Linked DNA regions of Homo sapiens: region 2 is linked to region 1. The links are chromatin loops, found by intact Hi-C in ENCODE. Cell type or tissue: MCF 10A. All regions are shown on one strand. Links, peaks and the distances in the headings refer to the core of each region. The heading gives the core; the rest is flanking DNA.

The links. A loop is a pair of places that touch in the nucleus more often than their neighbours do. Peaks named below come from ENCODE experiments on the same cell type or tissue, not always from the same donor. Only the 100,000 strongest peaks of a DNase experiment are listed, where the experiment ranks them.
Region 2: it touches region 1 in a loop (7-fold over the local background); 1 of 110 quality-filtered maps calls a loop at or near these places.

The regions. Positions count from the first base shown.
Region 1 is chr6:84,963,501-84,971,656 of GRCh38, reverse strand. It overlaps LOC105377881 (a long non-coding RNA gene), which reads left to right and starts at 3,853. Exons shown (of 3, transcript XR_942746.2): 1 at 3,853-3,892; 2 at 6,154-6,358. In MCF 10A, for the core only: a CTCF peak has its summit at 4,090 (motif pointing right); a DNase peak (open chromatin) is centred at 4,066.
Region 2 is chr6:84,342,038-84,350,193 of GRCh38, reverse strand. No RefSeq gene overlaps it. Among named protein-coding and RNA genes, the nearest start is that of CEP162, 120 kb to the right of the region's middle. In MCF 10A, for the core only: a CTCF peak has its summit at 3,617; no DNase peak of the experiment used is centred there.

The sequences.
Region 1 (8,156 bases), core at 1,886-6,885:
GAAATGTATTTGTCACTTACTGTGCAATGGGTAAGTTAACCAGCACTTTCAGGCAACAAATCATCTAGCAAATATTGTACTCCTATGATGTGTTAGCAGGTTTTCCAGGAACTGGTCTGCAGAGAAGGCATCTGTTCCTAGGAAGCTGTCATTTTAAGGGGGAATACAGGAGTGTCTGATAATAAGGAAAGAACTATAATTAAGAAAATGTGAATAGTAAAAAATACAACTATAGCCTTTTTATTCATTATCATGGACGAGAAAGTTACGTGTCACATTGCTATATCTTATTGTGTTTTAAATTAGTGAAATAAATTAGGGAATAGGGCAGTGATCTGATAGGCTACTTTTATATTAAGAGATTGGATATGCCACAAGGAAGTGACATTTAAACTGACTTAAATGACAATAGGCCAGCATGCAAAATGCAGCGAATATTCCAGGAAAATGAAACAGCGGAGATAAAGCCCTTGAGAGTATTTGAGAAATGGAAAGAAAGTGAATACGAGTGAGACTGAGTAGATGATAGGTCAAATGGTGACCAGATGAAGCTGGAGTCAAGACCTGAGGCCAGATCATGTAAGACTGTCAAAGCCAGGGGAAGACATTTATCTGGGTTTTATTCTAACTTCTGAGTAAGGTTTTATGCAGGGGAGTGGTATGATCTAATTTACATTTTAAATGTATTAATCTCTCTATTGTGTAGCACATAGATTATAGGGAACAAGAATAGAAACAAGGAGATCAGTTCCTGGGCTATTGCAGTGGTTTAGGTGAGAAACGGTGGTGGCTTGCCACAGGGTGGTGGTGGCAGGGATGCAGAGAAGTGAACGTATTTGAGAGATGCATTGGAAGTAGAGTTGAGATGATGTGGTGATGGTGCATTAAATGTGGGGCGTGCAAGAAAGAGAGGAAGCAAGAATAATTCCTAGGTTTGGAGTTTGTAGCAATTGGGCAGATGTGGTTTTATTTATTCAAGGAAATGAGTGAATTAGAAATAGAGTTCTGTTTTAGCCATATTAGGGGTGTATGGCAGGTTGTATATTCCAAAGTGGCCAGAATGCTCCTCTGCAATGTGACCTTGCTGTTCACCCATCAAGAGGTGTAGTCGCATCCCTTTCCTATAAATCTGCATTGGCCTTAGAGACTTGCTTATATCCAGTAGAAGGCTGTGGCAGTGATGCTGCCTAACTTTCAAGGATAGGTCAGAGGAAGCTTTGCAGAGAAACACTTGCTCTCAGGATGGTCCCTCTTGGGCCTCTCTTAGAGCCCAGTTGCCACAAAAAGAAGCCCAAGCCGCATGAAGAAGCCCCATATAGGTGGTCTGGTTGACAGTTTTAGCTGAGCCCAGCTTTTTAGACATCCCAGCCCAGACGCCAAACATGAGAGTGAAACCTCCAGATAAGTCTAGTCCCCAGCCATTCAAGTCACCCTGGCTGTTTGAGTTTTTCCAGCCGAGGCCCCAGACATCACAGAACAGAAATAAACAAATCTTGCTCTGACCTGTCCAAATTTCTTACCCACTGAATCCTTGGACATAATGAAATCGTTATGGTTTTACACCACTAAGTTTTGAGTGTTTCATTACTCAGAGACACATAGAGCTGTGTAAGATGATTTCACTAGATATCTAAGCAGAGATATAAGTAGGTTGTAGGGTATTTAAGTCTTAATTTTTAGGGAGTAGAGATACAGATTTGAGAGTTTCAGTATCAGTCAAAGTGAGAGCAACCAGGGAGAAGTCAAGGGGTCCCAGTACCCAGCAGAGCACTCCAATATTTAGAGTTCAAGCAGAGTGGATAGAGTTGGCAAAGTGACTTGCAAGTATGGAAACCACACATCCCAGCTTGCCCAGGACAGCTCCTGTTACATCTATTGATCTATTGGTTTAGCATTACCTCTGTTGGGAACTTTTTTTTTTTTTTTTGAGACAGAGTCTCACACTGTCGCCTGGGCTGGAGTGCAGTGGCATCATCTTGGCTCACTGCAACCTCTGCCTCCCAGGTTCAAGCAATTCTCCCACCTCAGCCTCCCAAGTAACTGGGATTACAGGCATGCGCCACAATACCTGGCTAATTATTTGTACTTTTAGTAGAGATGGGGTTTCACTATGTTGGCCAGGCTGGTCTCAAACTCCTGACCTCATGATCTACCCACCTGGGCCTCCCAAAGTGCTGGGATTACAGGCGTGAGCCACCATGCCAGGCCAGTAACTTTTTAAACAATGTACTATCATCATTCATAGTTGCATGAAAATGAGCAGGAATAGGAAGACCCCCCATTTTGTACTTCTATCTTCTGTTGTGACATCTGTAGTGCATAAATATAGGTGTAAGTTCACACATAAACGGGTAGTTACATCTGAAAGTTGAGCAGTAATAGATAACCCAATCCTCCTTTCCCAGCTGATTCTAGAATATATGTAATATTCCCTTTCTAGACAGCATGGAGTGGGCTTCTAATAAACTGTGTAAAGACACAAGTGACCAGGACCAGCTAACTGGCTTCAGTGGTAGTGAGACATATTCGTTGCTGTTGCTCCTGTCAGTCACTTGTTCATGTCCTGTGAAATAGCCAAGGGCTTGAGGCTACCACCTGATAAGGTCAAAAAGAAACATGTGAGATAGGAAACAGAGGCCAAGCAGTCCTGCCTATAGAGATAGTCAGAGGGCTCTTATTATAGTGGATGACTGTTTTACAGTAGGAGCTATAGCTATTTACTTTTCTAATGTTAGGTTATACTTTTAAAATTTTACAATAAACCCTATAGCAGCAATGAGCTCAAAAGGTGAAAGTGCACGTTTACTTAAAAAGTAAGACTTGAACTTATGTTGAAAAAGTAAAGTGGTAAGAGTGTAACTTGCAAAATATATATTTTTTGCCAATATATACCATCCGTGATGGGGCCATAGTAATATTCATGACCCCATGAAAGGTAGATGACAAAATCTGCTGAGAAAGCACAAGTGTCTACTTCCAAAGCGAGTAGTTATTCTAAGAGGGCATATCTGCTAAAAACTACATAACGCATGAAGCTGCTGAAGATGGGTTTACATATGTAAGACACAGTGAATTTCTCTGAGTTTCTCTTCAGGGATTTAGCCTGCTAACTTCCTTGTCTTTTGTTCTCAAACTCAACTTTCCTGTTCCTCCTTGCCCCTAGTTACTGTCAAACAGCCTACCCCTTTCCTGTCAGCTCTAATCAATAACTCACATCTGTTCCCTTGGTTACCTGTAGTCATTGTTCCCCTGAAACTGCACATCTCACACGGTCCACCTCTGTACCTCACATCCCCGTCCCCTTCTATATTTAGAAAAATATGTACAAGTTGCCAATCGGGTCAGCTCAGATTGTGTGGTCCGACCCAGCTGATGGGGGAGTGACACAGAGGTAGGGACTATGTTAAGAATAAAAAAAGCCCCTGGTCGTCTTTGTTCAGTGTGCTCGTGAGATCTTGATTGATGCAGGTAGCACCCTTCTGCAGAAGTAAATTGCCTTGCTGAGTGCTGGTTTCACTTCACGGCATCAAGCATTTATTCCTAAAGCATTTTATATCCAACAATTCTGGGGGCTCGTCCGAGATCCCCATTCTCTTTCTGAAAGGGGTCTTCCATCACCCTACCCAGAGGAGATGGCGTCCCACTGCCCCGTTGCAGTGGCCTCAGGTACAAGAGATTGAGACCCCCCCGTTGAGACAAATGAACCCGGACTCTCAGCGATGCGGGGAGGAGAGGGTTGCAATACCACAGCAACCAGGTAAACTCTGTGCTCAGACAGAATGTAGGAAACGTCACAGGGGCAACAAAGCACTTCCTTGGTGGTTAGGGGTGGGGGTTGGGGCATTCCGGAGGCTGAGTGCATGAATGATAACAAGCACTACTGCTGTACGGAGTGAGTGAGTCTAATCTGCGGTTCCGAGGTCACTTCATAAGGCTTAGGGTGGCCCTTCAGGGGGTCCCTTCAGGGGTTTATTCTGACCTGCCATCAATGCTAAGAGGGACCTGCAATATTCCCGCGAGGAAAGCAGTCAGAGCAGACAAAGCAAAAGAAGGATGCAAGAAGACTCCAGCAGGTGGAGCTAAAGGATAGACGAATTGAGCCTTAGCAAAGCTTCCAGTGGAGGATAGGCAAGAGACCACCAAATATGAAGGGTTAAGCAACAAGGAACCCCCCAAATAGGCCAGAGATCCCTAACATGAGGGGTTGAGCCACAGCAAGCTCCCACTAGGCAAGAGATTCCTAATACGAGGAACTGAGCCTAGGCAGGGCCCTGGATGGGAAATATTACAAGCAAAAAAGATAAAGTTAGCAACAAAGATACCTCCTGATAGTCCCCTAGGTCTCGTGTTAAAACATTAGAAAGATAATTAAAATATTAAACATAAGAAGAGCAACAAATGATAAAATACTGCTGTTCCAATTGGACTCAAGGATCAATCCTTGAACCCTTAGTTTTCTGGCCAGAATTTGGGTTGAATGAGGAATGGATTTGTGAACTTCTAATAGAAAATGTTGCTAGTAGAAGACCTGCCTCCCAAGAGGAAATAGATTATGCCCTATGTTGGTGGCAAGGCCTTGTCCTTTCCCCTCCTCCAAGGATTGAAAGGAGCAAGTCAAAAACTAATCTTTGGAGGAAAATTAGTTGTACATGCGCCCCATTAAGGACAGAATCATCTTGAATGAAAAAGACAGTGAAGGAAGGGTCTTAGGGGATCCTAGCAAAAAGAACAGCACACAGGATCCCCTAGACCATCCCCCACCTAATACACCCCCCCCTTCCCCTCAGGTATCACTCCATAAGTCTGTTCTTCCCCAGCCTAAGTCCCCCTCCTCAAAAGGACTCCAAGCTCCTAAGTTGCCAGGTGGCTTTTGTCATCAAGGATCCGCCGCAACATGTTGTCAGAGTTGTACGGCCCATAGTGCACCTCCACGGCAGCCAAAGTCCATGCTCCTGCCCCACCAGCTGGTCCAGGGTCCCAGCACCATATTGACGGTGGCTCTACAGGACACACAGCCTGGGCCACAGCCTGTGCCCCGAGCAGACTACATTATAGGTCATCTGCCTTACTTTTGCCAGCGCCAAGTAATACGGGGCTTCAGCTGAGGCTCCAAGCAGCTAGGCATCTCTGCAGCTAAGTTTCCTGAGCAAGAAGTAGAACTATCTTTCAGCTGGTATATCTACTAGCATTTATTGTGGTCAGTCCAGTGTTAAAGGTGGAAGTATCCACCAGAAAAGAACTTTGATTCTTTAAAGTCACTTATATTAAAATGTGCCACCAGAAAAAAATTACAAATGTATAAGTATGAAGCTATTCTGTTAAAAAGGATGGTTTAACATTAACTACTAAGAACTTAACCTATCACATTTCTTAACAAGAGATCCAAATCTAAAAAGAAAGCACACATGTTTAGATTTAAGTGAGTACCATACAAACATCTGGCCAAACTTAAGAAAAACCCCCTTCAAAAGTGATTAAGGGAAAAAGAACACAATAAGTGTTCAGTAATTAATAAAAAAAAGTTCCTAGAGAAATAAAATCAAAGTGTTTAATAATTAGTCTATTCAAATTTATAAGCTGTCTGCACTTAGTCAAACTTTAAAGTACCTGCAGGACCCAGAAAGAACCATCTATACTAATTCTAAATACGCCTCTGTGGTAATTCATATATTTAGAAAATTTCAGACTGAATTAATAGTAAAAGTCAAAGCCTTGTTTATGAGGAGTTAATCACGTAAGTCTTAAATAACCTTCAGTTACCAGAAAAGAAAATAGCTATTGTCTGTGTCTCCAGGTACCAAAAAGCCTGTCTTTCAAGAGTCAAGAAAATAACCTAGCAAATCAGAAAAGCCGGACTGGCTGCCATTTCTCCTGTAGGCGCTAAAGAGAACTCAGAGAAATGTTATTCAAACCTCTTATGAAGGAAGTCCTATCCCACCTACATTAGAGGACCCATTAAAGACCCCAAGCCATGTATAGCACACTCAAAGTTTATGAGTGTATAGGAATTTATACCCTCAGCCAAATAAGTCTAGAGACTTGGTTGCCAGAGATCAAATGTCTTCTATCTTCCTATTCCAAACTACCTCTCAAAACAATCCACTGCCAACATTCCTACATACTTGGTTTATCTTCCACTTTCTCTTCCCTCAGAACTCAAAATTTTCCAGTACAGGCGCTGCCCCTAGAGTTCCCAGTACATCAACACCAGCCTGAGGAGCCGGCCTAGTACTTCCCACCACTGAAACCGCAGTCCAGGCAGCAAGAAAAGATGGAGCCATCACACCCGAGTCAAGAAAGCAACACCATTCCTCAAGTTGTGGACCATTATCCAAGGGAAAATCCCCCTCAAACTAAGGTTAAGAAAAGTCTAACCTCTTTTATCTATTCTATTACCCTTTCTTCTTTCCTCATTCTATTGCTGACCTTGTTATCAATGTAACTAATTTAGACTCACCCCAAATCATTAACTTTGATGCTTGCCTTGTTATACCTTGTGAGAAGGATGAATACTGGCAAAGGTATGTCACTACCTTAGAAAAATACCTCTGCCCCTTCAGAGAAGCTGCTGACCCCACACCTTGCTCATGGTGGGGGTACCAGGGCACCCCAAGTTGAGAGATATGTTCTCAATGGGCAGATGTCATCCTAACTACCAGAGAACACGTTGGGACCTCCCCAGAAGGCTGTACTGACCTAAAATCTTACCTCTGCCTCACCAAAAGAACCAACTCCTCTAATTGTCAACTTGACTATTGTAACCCGGTAACTATCTCTATTAACACCCTTAACCTCCACCAACCCTGCACCCCCTTTAGAATGCTTTTACGGCTCAGGAGCAGAGGCCAATGGATATGACCCTACAGTCTTCTTTAAAATACGCTTTATTGATCCCCCTTCTCCTTCTCCATCAGAACCTTCTACCCTACCTAACAACAATGCCAACATAAATATTGTAGAAGTAAAAGATTGAAGACAAACCCTAGCAATTGAAACAGGATATCAAGATGTTAATGCCCGGTTGGAATGGATTCAATATTCAGTCCGCACGTTAAACAAAAGAAATTGTTATGCTTGTGCACATGGCAGACCAGAGGCCCAGATTGTCCCCTTTCCACTAGGATGGTCCTTCAATAAACAGGCATGGGCTGTATGGTAGCTCTTTTCCAGGATTCCACAGCCTGAGGCAACAAATCATGCCAAGCTGTCTCTCTGCTGTATCCCAAAGTCCAACACCCTGCGGGTCAGCCTCTGAGCACCACTCAGCTTCTATCTCCCAACGTCAATTTCACCTCATGTCTCTCAGGACAGGGGGAGAATTTGGTGTTCCTTGGAAGCTTAACGGGATGCAGTGAGCTTAAGCCCTTCCAAGAGCTTACCCATCAGTCTGCCCTTAGTCATCCTCGAACGGATGGATGGAGGTATTACAGTGGACCCTTATTAGACACTCTGCCAAGTAACCGGAGTGGCACTTGTGCTCTTGTCCAGTTGGCTGTCCCTTTCACCCTGGCAGTTCATCAACCAGAAAAAGAAAAACCACAACACTGAAAAATAAGAGAAGCCCTTTATGGGTCTTTTGACTCTCAAATGTACATAGATGCCATTGGAGTCTCACAAGGAGTGCCTGACATGTTCAAAGCCCGTGACCAAATAGCTGCAGGATTTGAATCCGTATTTCCATGGGTAACTATTACTAAAAATGTAGCTTGGATAAATTACATCTATTATAATCAGCAGTGGTTTATTAATTATGCTAGGGATGCTATCAAAGTAGTAGCTGACCAATTAGGGCCTCCTAGCCAAATGGCTTGGGAAAACAGAATAGTTCTGGACATGTCGTTAGCCGAAAAAGGTGGAGTTTGTGTGGTGATTAAAACCCAATGTTGTACCTTCATCCCAAACAACACTGTGTGCGAAGGGAGCATAACAAAGGCTTTACAAGGACTTATCGCTTTATCCAATTAATTAGCTAAAAATTCTGGAATCAATGACCCTATTCCAGGATGGCTAGGAAAGTGGTTTGGTAAATGAAAAGGAATCATAGCCTCAATTCTTATTTCTCTTGCAATCGTAATAGGTGTACTCATTCTTGTTAGGTGTTGTGTCATACCATGCATCCGTGTGCTAATACAAAGGATTGTACAAACAGCACTTAC
Region 2 (8,156 bases), core at 1,571-6,570, 620 kb after region 1:
ATTTGATTTAGGAAACAAATAAATTGTTCATGATAATTTCCTGATCTTACCACCAAGAGCCCAGTAGAAGCAGAAATTCAAGAAAATGTTAGATGCAAAGTCAGGATTGTCAAACCTACTGTTCAGAGGTTAATTGAACTGTCTTTAGTGAAGCCAAAAAAAGAAAATGAAAATGCATCCACTTCCATACTGTGGAAAGAATTAAAACAATAGACTTCCAAGTGAAAAGGATATGAAATGTAAAGGTCCATTCTGAGAAGTAAGGCCAGGAAGCAATTAACACCAGGTAAACCAGGCAAATTAGAGTGGATATCAGGCATTTAGGGTTCCATTTTTCATAACCTCAATGTAGATATTTTGGCTGGTCTCCTAAATACCTTTCATTTTCACTGCCATGTGTCTGCTGAGACCAAGGTCAGACTGTAAAATCAATCACGATAAATATCAACCAGGGCACACTCTGCTAAAGCCAGCCCATCAACAGAATGATCAGAAACACAAATCAACTAGCAAGGCTAAGGAGTTTCACTTCTGTATCACTGGAACAGCCCTTATATTTGCATCTCAACCAAAGTAGTCTATTTCAAAGGCAAAATTAACAGGAGCACTTCCCAAATCTTTCTGAAGCATGCACAGCTCTGATGGAGCAAGTCAGATCTCTCAGGCTCTCTCTAGATTTTGGTCTCTCCTTCCCACTCTTTGTCAAGCACACCTGTGTACGTACTGCACCTTCCATCCAATCACCAGGTTGATACATGGGGATACAGGTTGATACATGGTGATACTGGTTGATACAAAATAACATGTCATTAGTATGTTTATAGGGAAAGTTATTTTGCATAGAAATCTCTGTGCTATGGGCACACTTTAATTTGAATTCAGTTTATGGTTCTTCATTTTTGTATGTTATTTTTCTTGATTACTTAGGGGACAAGTCCTCAATGAGAATTTTTAATAATTTTCAAGTGATGGGCAAAGGAGGGCTACCTATGACCGTTTCCTGACATTTATGCTTCTGCCCTTAAAACCTGCACCTTCTCTGGGAGTATGAGATAGCAGTAGAGAAAGGGCATTTACCCCCTTCTTCCTGGCCTTTCCCTACTTCTGGGAGTCTGAATATACAAACCAGCAATGCCCAGTCTATATGTAAAAATAGAACTCTGATTCACAACTTGCAGCAACCTGTCCAGGAAACCAACCCCTTTCTCTATAATGACAAACCAAGAAACCAGTCAGACTTGAAGGAGTCAGACTGCTATCTCTAGGAACACTTCAGGAAGCCAAATAATAACCTCTATAATAATTGGCCCAAAATGGCCATGATTTGATTAATAATTGACATATTCCCTCATTTTGTGCCTGATTCCAATTTTAAAACTTTAATGAAAGCTAAATATGCACCCCCACCCATCACAGAGGATGCCTTATTTCTAGCTGTCCATGCCTACAGCTTCCCCATACCAACAGCCTCCAAACAAGGCATACCTAAATATTCCCCTTTTTCCACTATAAGGCTTTCCCACTCCTCTGCATGCCTTTGAATCTCTGCAAAAGTTGAAGTGGTGGTGGCTGACTCCCTTGCAATGGCAAACTCTTCTTATTTGGTTGGTGTTTGTTTATTTCCTCATTTCCAAGGAGAAGGGGCAGCTAATCTGAGTATCTGATTGATGTCTTGGCTAAAACAGTTTTCTAGTCTTTTTGGTAGTAACTGGAGTCACACAAAAACTGATAAGATCTGCACTCATTTCCTTTTTTCCTGTGATTTCTGTGTATATCCTCCATCTGTCAAAATCCTAGAAAGGATGAGAAGGTTAGTTGCACCTTCTATCTCAACCCACTGACTTGCCAGGGAGTTCATTGGGTATAGGTGCAGGCACTAGCATTTTGGGGCCAGAATATCCAATAGAGAGATCAAAGCTCTTTCATTTAATATAAACACCTGTAGCACCACAGACTCAGTACCAAGCTTTATACAGTGGCTTCAACTGCTGGCTTTGACTCCTGTGGGCTGAAGGGGTTCGTATTGTCATCACAACTGATATTACAAGCTGCCACTAGATTAGGAAAATTTGAATGCTTGAAGGGGCTAGGGGATGCTTAATTCCACAAGAAGTTCAGGCCACCCATGTTTGAGATTTGGGAACTTTGAGTGGTCACTATCAAGTATTTCATATAAAGGTGGAATTTGGTGACTCTTATCCCACAACCTGTTATCCATAGGCTCCTGGGGTACTCAATGCCCCACTCCATTGTGTATTCTCGAACTGGGGTAAGGTTATTCATGACATAAAGACTAGTTTATATTTTAAAAGAAGCATTTGAGACAACCTTTTTAACTTCCTATTTCTCACCACAGATCTCATCAGACCAAATCTGGAGAAGCATATGAGAAAACCAGTGGCTGGAACCTAAAGAAAAGGAAGGTATCCTGATACATAAATACCTTTTGCCCTATATGTGGTAGTGAAGAAACAGAACTGTCTTAAGAAATGGTTTAAATTTCTTAAGCCTCTGCAGGGCCCACCTGAATGGAGGGAAATAGAACCCTGCAAAGCAAAGAAAGCAAGATGTTTCTGCTGACAATGAAAGAGAACAAGTTTCCCAACAACTTAAAAGGGGATGAAAAGCAAAATTTTGGAAAAAAACAACATGGCAAAGGGCATATTACCCCGCAATGGATACCTAAGGACACAGTGTTCAGAATTACTAATAGTGCTATCTCTAGGAACAATTCAGGAAGCCAAATTCAGGAAGTATGAGAATCTGATAGGCAAAAATTGTGAGAAGCCAATTCAGGAAGTGTGAGAATCTGATATGCAAAAACTGAGGCACCCTATGGAACATTTCTTAGAGACTAGGATTCTTGGGGCAAAGGTATTCCAGAGCATAAGGCTGTGGAAGCAGCCAACTAAAGCACAGAGAAAAGAAGTGTAAGACCCTGCAGAGGATGAAGAACACAGAGGAAATATCAGTGTATGTGGAGAAGCCAGACCTTTCTTTGACAATGCCCAGAGACCTGGTACCTGGTATACCATGGTCACAGGAATTGGTACTTGTGGTCACTAAACAGAAACTCTACTTGAGTCAACATTGATTTTTTTGGAACACTAAAGGAAAATAAAAATTGAGCGGCTTTAAATATGTAAATTAGTACTCAGAGGAAATAGAGTGCCTTGGGACTTGAATGTGGAGGATATCACCATTTTGTAGGAAGAGAGGTTGTCTCAAAGTCCTCTTTTTGATCAAAGATGCCAAAAGCACAAGGAAGCTTGTCTTCATGCATATGAAATGAATAGGGTCACACTTAACTTATTGGTGGGCACTTCTCCCAAATGAAGTTGAATTTTCAGGTCATCAACTCCCAGAAGACTAAAACCAACTGACTTATTGATCCCAATACGGCTGAAAGATTTTTTTTCTATTACTTTTTTCTTTTTGCTCTTGATTTTGTTTGGAAAATGCTCTTGCTGCAAGAATCACATTGGCTTTAAATTGTGTAGCTATGGGTTTGCTGCTATATGTGTTCCATTACTACTTTGGAACTTTGAAAAATCAAAAGTGGACAATGACAGAGTAGAATTAGTTCACCTCTAGAGATGCTGAAGGAGTGGCATCTATTATTCTACTGCCACCTATCTAATACATACTGTAAATGCCAGAGGAACCAGGCATCTGAATGGGACTCCTCTTCATTCATTCACACATTCAGCAAGCATTTATTGAACACATTCAAGGTGCCAGGAATTCTTCTAAATTCTGGAGAATAATGATGAGCAGAAACACAGTGCTTGGGGAGACTGACAATAGCTGAATAATCACCCAATGAATGTATGCTTTTCAATAGAAACAGGAGTTCTAAAGGGAAGAAACATTTGTAATGTGAGAGCTTTTACCAAAAGAACCTGCATCGGGGAAGGCTCTCCTGTGAAAATGCTATGAACTGCAATCTACAGGAAGAGTAGAATTTTAGTAGGGTTAAAGAGAGGAAGAGCTTTTGAGACAAAAACTGCCACAGAAAGGGCCTGATATGCTAAGAATATGAATTAAACCAGTGCAGGTGGAATGCAAAACATAAGGTTGAGATGGTAAGAGATGAAGCTGGAGAGAGAGGCATGGATAAAGTCATGTAGGACCTCAGAGGCCATATTATAGACTTTAGTTTTTATCTTAAGAGCATTACAAAGCCACTGGAAAATTTTAAACAATGAGGTGATGGGAACAGATTTGCTTCTGAAAAGTTTGCTCCAAAAACACAACAGGCTGAAGGTGCAAGAAGTTAAGAAGCTGAAGCATAAATTTAAAGTAACTATTGGAATAGTACAGATGAGAGATGAAAGAATCTTGAATTAGGGCATTAAATGAAGATAAATTGATGAATTTTAGACATTTTATTATAAAGAAGTAATAGTGGACAGGACTTGATTATACACTAGATATTAGACTATGGAAAGTATCCAAGATTGCTACTTGGTTTCTGACTTAAGTAATTAAATGGATGAGCGCCGGTGTAATTCACTGAGACAGGGAACACTGTAGGAAGCTTGGAGGGAGGATCATAAATTCAATCTGAGTTTGAGGAACTTTTGAGATGTCTAAGTAGATATGCCAAGCAATCACAATATATGAGCCAGCAGCTCAGATGAGAGGTTTCTGCTTGAGAAATAAATTTGCAACATTTGGTTGTATTATTCATAAGTCAGAAATCAAGCCATGGCTATGAATGATACTGAATAAGGAAAAATTATATAGTGAAAGAAGGGAGCATAGAACAGAGGCTCATGGAACTTGAACATTTAATGTCTAGATGGGTAAGGATGAATGTTCTTTCAAGGTGGCTGAGAAGGAGGGGCCAGAGAGGGAAGAGAAAAACCAAAGGAATATGGGCCCCTAACCTCTTAATGCTTGGTTTTGATGGTATGAAGGTGTTTCAAGTAAAGAGGATGTTTCTGATAAAAAGTTGACTCCAATTTCAAATGTTTCTGATGGATTGTGTGAGATGAGGATTGAAAACTGCCCTTTGGATTTAGTGATATGGAAGTCGATGGTGATTAGATAGAGAGGTTTTAATTTAAGAAGCCAGAAAGGAGTCAGTTGAGAGGTGAGAGGTGACATAATTAGACAATGAATTTAGACTACTTTTTCAAGAAATTTTAATACCAAGGGAAAGGGACAGATAATTTGGGAGCTGGAGAGGGTTGTGTGTGTGTATGCATGCATGTGTGCTAATAGGAAGCTTCTCATAATTTCACCTGTCCCCATGAAAAGAAACTGTTGACTATACATAAGAGAGCTATCTAAGGTTAACTAAGAATTCTTTCTCTGATCCATTTCAGAGGCTTTGAGACAACAGCTGAATTGCTCATCTCATTGTCTTAGAACATAGAAAGAGCAGAGCTTGTAGAAGTGAACAGTCTCATGTATATGGGCCAGGAGTTACCTCATAAACTGCTAACCTTCTTTTTAACAGGACATAGTTTATTTTGAGCTTGACTAGGGGAAAAAGGGATTTAGGCAGTGTATCAAACTGTTCTTGCATTGCTATAAAGAAATACCTGAAAGTGGGCAATTTATAAAAAGAGAGGTTTAGTTGGCTTACAGTACTGAAGGCTGTACAAGAAGCATAGCAGCATCTGCTTCTGGGGAGGCCTCAGGGGGCTTTTACTCATGGCAGAAGGCAAAGCAGGAGCAGACATTTCACATGGCAAAAGCAGGGGCAAGAAAAAGAGAGACAGTTGTGGGGAGGGGAGGTGCCACACACTTTTAAAAGACCGGATCTCACAAGAACTCACTATGGCAAAAAAGCAAAAAGAGGATGGTGCTAAACCATTTGATATGGTTTGGTTCTGTGTCCCCACCCAAATCTTGGGTCAAATTTTAATTCCTATTGCTGGGGGAGGGACCGAGTAGGAGGTGACTGGATCACACGGGCAGATTTTCCACTTGCTGTTCTCATGATAGTGAGTGAGTTCTCACGATATCAGGCTGTTTAAAAGTGTGTAGCACTTCCCCTTTCACTCTCTCTCTCCTGCCACCATGAGAAAATGAGCTTGCTTCCCTTTTGCCTTCCCCCATGATTGTAAGTTTCCTGAGACATCCCAGCCATGCTTCCTATACAGCCTGTGGAGTCAATTAAACCTCTTTTTTTTCATAAATCACCCAGTCTCAGGGAGTTCATTATAGCAGTGTGGGAACAGACTAATACACCATCATTCATGAGAGATCCACCCCCATGATCCAATCACCTTCCACCAGGCCCTGTCTCTAATATTGGAAATTACAATTCAGCGTGAGATTTGGGCAAGAACAAATATCCAAACTATATTAGGCAGAGTCAACAAACTGGGAAAATATTTATGATCGCCTTGTATTTCTGCCTCTGCTGATAGAGGAGAGGATTTCTATCTTCTCTTTCAAGGCAGGGAAGAGTTTGGGATGGGTTATTTTTATTCTCTGCACACTCACCTATACTCACTGCTGCCCAGGAAGAATGCCTTATCTTAGAGTTCCATGTCCACTGGGCCCCCTTTCAGTAGGTAGACTCCCTGCATATAACAGAAAAATGCACATTGTTCTCTCTCTTTCTCTTTATCAGCTTCCCTACCTACAGCTGGGGAGTAAGTCAGGAGGAGCTTGAACCAAAGATTCTTTAGTTTTTGGTTCAGCAGCAAGGTTATAGAATCCTCATTAGGCTTCCTGGGGTCTATCATAATTTTGTGTTGGAGTATTAAGCAATTGCTCATATTTATATAATTAATCATTTTCTCCCCCATTTGATTAATTATCTTAGTGAGTTCCACTAGTCAGTGCTCCAAAGTGGTGAACCTTTACAGTCTATACTAAGAAATTCAATGTTAATTTCTCAGAATAAAGATAAAAATACTGGAACTGGAAGGGATATTAGAAATCATCTAGTCCAAATTCCTCATTTCATGAGGAAATTGAGCCCGGGGAGATTACATGCTTTCCCAAGGCACAAAGTTAGTGAATGGCAAATATGAAATTAGTAGTCATTATATGAGGGATTTTACTTTTGGACATATCTGAGTTTGGAACATGTCTTCATGCCTTAGTAACTGCAGCATCTTGGCAAGTTGCTTAGCCTCTCTGACACTACTTTTCCTTTTTCTATAAAACAGGAATTAAAAACTTACCTGCTATGGTCTGCATGTTTGTGTCCCCCAGAATTTCACATGTTGAAATCCCAACCCTCAAGGTGGTGGTATTAGGAGGTGGGGCCTTTGGGAGGTGATTAGATCATAAGCATGAAACCTGCATGAGTGGGATTAGTGCCCTTATAAAAGAAACCAGATAGAGCTTCTTCACCCTAGATAGAGCTTCTTACTGTGACCACACAGTGAGAAGGCATCCTCTGTGAACTTGAAAGTAGGCCCTCATCCCACAATGAATCTGTTGGCATCTTGATCTTGAACTTTCCAGCTTTTAGGACAATGAAAAATTCCTGTTGTTTATAAGCTATCCAGTTTATGGTATTCTTTTATAGAACCCAAACAGACTAAAATACTACCTCACAATGTCACCACCATCTCCCAATTCTTACTGCTAATCCCATTCTACTGTACCATGTTGATTCACATGAGATTCACATGTCACTATAGTTTCAGAGGAAGGGGTCAGATGACACCGTCACCAAAGAGGGCAAAATTATTTTCTTTTCAAATTAATTTCTTTGAATTTTGACTTTTTGTTCCCACCTCTAAGAAATAAAAGGGAACTTAGATATAATATTGCACTATTTTTCTTTGGAATAGATAAGGAGAATTAATTTGAGTGACTTGTTCAAAGCCATTAAGGGTGATTAACTACAAAGCCAAAACTAAACTTCAAGTTCCCAAGCTAATACTTTTGCATTTTTTAACAATACATATTTTGTTTTAGAATAGTTTTAAATGTATAAAAATATTGTAATGACTGTGCAGAGAATTTCCATGTGTCACTTTCCCAGTTTCTCCTATTATTTCCATCTTACACTAGCATAGTACATTTGTCATAATTAATGAGCCAATATTACTACATTATTATTAATTAAAGTGCATACTTTATTCATATTTCCTTACTCTTTATCTAATATCCTTTTTCTGTCCCAGGATCCCATCTAAGATACCATGTTACATAGTCATCGTGTCTCCTTAGGCTCC